Regions from separate parts of the Mus musculus genome. Here region 2 is linked to region 1. Evidence: chromatin loops called from intact Hi-C (ENCODE). Cell type or tissue: left cerebral cortex. All regions are shown on one strand.

What was found. Peaks named below come from ENCODE experiments on the same cell type or tissue, not always from the same donor. Only the 100,000 strongest peaks of a DNase experiment are listed, where the experiment ranks them.
Region 2: a loop joins it to region 1, with 2.3 times the contacts of the local background. A loop is called at or near these places in 27 of 42 quality-filtered maps.

Annotation. Positions count from the first base shown.
Region 1 is chr2:139,783,316-139,785,815 of GRCm38, reverse strand. No RefSeq gene overlaps it. Among named protein-coding and RNA genes, the nearest start is that of Ism1, 110 kb to the right of the region's middle. In left cerebral cortex, no CTCF peak of the experiment used is centred here; DNase peaks (open chromatin) are centred at 702 and 1,096; H3K27ac peaks cover 189 bases.
Region 2 is chr2:139,965,210-139,967,709 of GRCm38, reverse strand. The region is part of intron 8 of Tasp1 (taspase, threonine aspartase 1); the gene reads left to right. Among named protein-coding and RNA genes, the nearest start is that of Tasp1, 100 kb to the left of the region's middle. In left cerebral cortex, a CTCF peak has its summit at 1,209 (motif pointing right); a DNase peak (open chromatin) is centred at 1,222.

The sequences.
Region 1 (2,500 bases):
TGTGGCTATATACAGCTTAAGAGATATCAGGAATTTTCTTGGTTGCTTTTGGATTCCTGCTCTGTCTTATATAATCTGGTTTTAATTCCTGGGTGTTTTTTAATTAATTCATTCCTTAGCACTGTTTTTTTTCTCTTTAATTTTATTCAACCATGTTAAAATTCTTTGTAGTATCTGGTACTTTCTAGGTTTGAGTGCTTTAAGATCATGGATCAGAACTTTGATAAGCTTCACCACTCAGAGAATAATATGCCAATCAATGATGCATGCAAGACCTCTCATGTCTCATTATCTCTAAGTCTTTTCTGGACCATTTTGGAAGGAAGTGCAGTCTCTTGCCAGAAAGTATATGTGAGTGCCTGTGCATGTATGTATGTAAGTTCTGGGAGGAAGTTAAAGCAGGGCTTTGAGAATGTTATGGCTTTCTAATATGGGAGCTTTCCTTTGCTTTATCTCTGCTTTTCTCTGTTCCTGTTCCATAAACATGAACTAACTCCATGATGCTCACCATTAACAGAAGAGACTTTATGGCTTTAACTACTAAGGGTGGACTCTGAACAAAACCCTTTCCACGGCGGGCCTTATCTGCTTTTCTTCTGAAATTGTCATCACTTCTACACAACTGAGCAACTCAGCTCTTCCTCTGGGAGAAGCATCTATGTTTCTACTTGTCTGAAAACACTTGGCTTTCCCTTTTCTGTGTTCTGCCAAGATAATTAGCATTCTTTCTCTCATTTCTCACTTTCCAAAAATGTGTTGAATGTATTTATGGCAAATGATAGCTCACTCTCTTAGACAGTGTTTCTTAGTTTGTTTTAAAAGACTTGCTGTCATCTTAAATGGGTTTGGGGTAGGATGAAATGATAGTCATGGACATTATATTTGCAACCTGAAGACATGTAGATGCTAATCTATGATGGAATGCAGACCTGTTCACTTTACTGTTAGATGAAGTCTTGCTTTGTAGTCAGTGAAACAGGAAAGTTCTAGAGAAATTCCATCTTTTACTCTTTCTCATTGCCAAATTGTGGTCCAAATACAGTTCTAAGAATCCTAGTTATTTAATTCCCATAGCTTAAATAGACAAAGAACAGAATTTTGGTAGACGTTTGGATGTGGCTTAACTCCAGAAACTGTCAAGAGATAAGTGGTAGACCAAATGAGAAAGCTGCTGCAAAACACATGACAGTACTGGGGTTTCTAGGAGACATAGTCTTAAAAAACATTGCTCCATGGATGTGCCACAAACCCCTCACACCCTTTGGTCAAGCTTGGTATATCTCCCCAGTGTTTGAACACTGAAGTTCTGTGTTCTCTCCCATTCCTTTGTTAGTGGGTGGGATCCTTGGTTCCAACAGAGCATCTCTGCTATTTCATACCTGTGAGTTTCTCCTTCAGATCTGTGAATTTATCATCCGAAACCATTTTCAATGCTTGAAGACCCATTTGAATTCTTACCTTGTATGTTTTCTTCTTACCTTGCATTTCCACAGAAATTTAGAGTAAACCTTACTTACATTTCAGTAGGAATTTTGCATTTACAGATTGGTAGTCGGATCCTGCACATCAAGAAGTAAGTGTCATTACACCTGGAATAGCACCTTGCTTGTAAGTGCTCCTGCATAAATACTGATCACGGAATCTGACTGAAAGTGTAACTGATAGGCAACCTGACGAGCCTTAGTCCCCAGGAAAAATTTTGTAGGAAGCTGTGCATTTGGTTCGAGGTTAAGTGATCGATGTGTTTTTAAAAGTGAAATAGAATTTTTATCATATGCAATTTACCTTAAACACACATGTTGACAGGACAATGAGGTGTTTTTTTCATGGACCACATCATTGGTATGCCACCAAGTTGTTTTAAGTTTGAGCATCATAGCTTAATCGTGAGCTATCAGCTCCATCTCTTAAAAAGAAAGGGTGGCGACAGGTTGTGGGAGGTGGAAAATGTCTCTACTGATGTGTGTCTGGGAGTCGTGTTCCTTGACATAACTGACCCACTCCCCAGATACCTGGGCTCAAATCCTATCTAGCGATGGACTCATGTTGCAAGTTTCAAGTCACTTTTTTCTTTGCTCCAGATTGCTCTTTAATCAGGTGTGACTTCTGACACATTTGCTTTAAATCTCTCTCTACTCCCCTGTCAAACAGTTAATGATCTCAAAATGTTACAGTGCATTCTTCAGATTTCCCACAGAGTCCAGTGTGGATAGAATGACACATAAATGGAGAACAGAGAATCACCTGCTTGGTTTCTGTGTGTGTGTGCGCGCACACACACACACACACACACACACACACACACACGCACACGCCGTGCTCTGGGCATGCGCACTACTCTGGTTTCATAGCACAGGGTGAGGCTCAGGAGGCCACTATGCTTCCTTGAATGCTCTTCTCCACTCTCTTGGCATTACTCATCATTTTATCTTTTAATTTCTAAGTAGCTGTGTTAAGTAGAGACTGATGGGTCAATGGAGCATGAACACAAACAGGAGAT
Region 2 (2,500 bases), 180 kb before region 1:
GGATATAACAACGTTAGTTGAACATAACCCTGTCAGCCAGCATGCTGCTTCCTCTTGTTTTTGTGTAATACTTCATTGGCTGTGAGATGAATTCTTCTGTCAGAGTAATGCTGTGTGGAACAGCAAGCAGGTCTGTGTCAAGTTTCTCAAGTGCTGGAAGGAGAGAACTGCAACTACAAAGAGTACGCTAGACTTACAGAGTACTATGAAAGACCAAAATGATCTGTGATTCATGATGTAGGAGAAGTCCATGCTTAAGAAATAGATTCAATAAAACTTTTTGGAAAGCAGAAACTTTCCAAAGTCTAGGAAAAGAAATGTTTATATAGGTATAGGAGGCATTTCAACCCTAAACCAACAAGATTAGAAATGAAGATTCCTTTATTGAAGTTAAAATACTAAGTGAGCCAGAGTGAAGTTCCAGATTACGTATAGAGGCGGGCTTTGAGGATGATAGTGTGTCTCAAAGAAACTCTGAAAGTGGAGAGGGCTTAGAAGGTTTTGTTTTTCTATTTAATTTTTCTTTTTTTACTTATGAATTTGTTAGTCTCAATTCTGGTTTTCCTCAAGCGTCAGTATTTATGGAATAATAATTGGTAACAAAGCGACAGCTATTTTTCTGCCTCCTAACGTTTTATTCTGGTCTTCTTTTAAGGACTGTTCTAATTCCACTGAGATCAAAATACATTCCCTCCCCCCCCCCCCATTACTTAGTAAATTAAGCAGGAAGTACTTTTCAAGTTGGATTATTTACATTTTACATCTGTCACTTTGAGATTTATTATTCATGTTAGCTCATGAATGGGTGAACGTATTGATTTTATCCTTTTTATAGTTCATAAAAACATTAATTTAGTACTAACAATCTAAAACTGATTCTGATACTAATTTCAAAGGAAAAACCATTTTATTTTATTTTATTTATCTTGTAGACTCAACAAAAGTTTGATTTTTTTTTTTTTTTTAAGATGGTTAAATATATGCTGGGTCAAAATCCATGCTTCAGTTTTTGATGATAAACTTGTATATAGGAATTTACAACAAAAGAAAGAAGTTAGGTTAGTTGAAGTATTAAATAATACTGTTACTTCTTCAGTATTGTAGCTATTAAGGAGTGATATTAAAGATACATAAGCAGGAAAGAGAAACATGTACCAGGAAATAGACTTCTGAAAAGGTAAGTATGGAAGTGTCCACAAGGGGGCGTGCTCACCCAGAGAAATATGAGCAAGTACCTTTCCTGTTACAGAGGGTAAAAATGCCTGTTTTACAAATGTACTTCCAGGCCATGTCCCTCACATCCTAGGAAAGAATTAAACCTTAGCATACCAAGAATGCCCATTCATTTCCTGGCACATGTTTATTTTAATATGCGAATTTGTAAGTGTGGACAAAGGTCTTATAGAACGAAAATGTCCACATCCAGAGGTGTTTTTCCCACCCCAACTCTTATTTGTTCTAACTGTACCTGGGACCAATTGAGGAGAATGTTTAGAACTACGTATGAACAGGGCTCATCCTAGGAACTATTTGTGTCAAATGTAGGCCTTTGAGTGTCATAACCATCTGAAAACATCGTTGAGGTTAAATTGAATGACATTTGATACTCTAGATTATATTACTTATGTCCTAAAATATATAGTGCTCTTCACCCATTTTTTTAGTTCTTTTTGACTTACCTGTTTTCTAATACGATTTGAGTTTACTTGAGAACAAAAGGAGAAAGCATATGAACATTTCTTTCATTTTACTTTTTAATATGCTTGCCCTTAGTTAAACTTTTATGAGTTTGAATAATTTTTGGTTTTGTGGATATACCCATAATTAACTGGCCAAACTGATAGTGCTCTGCTTATAAAATCTCATGCATATAAAGCAACTTAATAATTTTTAAGTCGATATTAATTATTCCTCTTCAATATGGAGAGGGTACCATTTAAATCCAGGTCAAGTGGCCCATCCTAATTGTTACAGTGTTTCTCTGGCAGGAATAGGATCCAGACTGTCTGTGTTACTTTCTAGTCCTTTATCTGGTATTCCCCACTGCTTTAAGACTCAGTTCAAAGGCCAGTGCAGTTCTGGCTTTTAAAAGTGTAATTTTATCCAGAGAAAGTGAGGGTAGCCCAAAATGAAAGAAAGGCCTATGTTCCAGGCTTTGGCCAGGTGTTCCTTGAAAGAGCTAAATTGGACAACTAAATTGAAAAACGTTGCCTGCTCTTATAAAGAGTTTGTTGCCATCTATTTAATTAACAGTGTTTTAGCTTGCTTATTTATGTGTCTTTTAATCTTCCTAGGTACTGAATTCATATCCCATTAGCATGTGGTAATGTCACTGTCAGTAGGTGGTATGATGCGTGTGCCTCTATGAAATGCCTCCTTTTTGGTGGGTTTTCAGATGTTGGTTTGATTATAACACTTTTGTCTATTTGATTTGATAGCCAAGCTTTCCAGGGGAGAAAACAAAAGTTGAAGCAAAACTTTGGGATGAGTATCACTTATT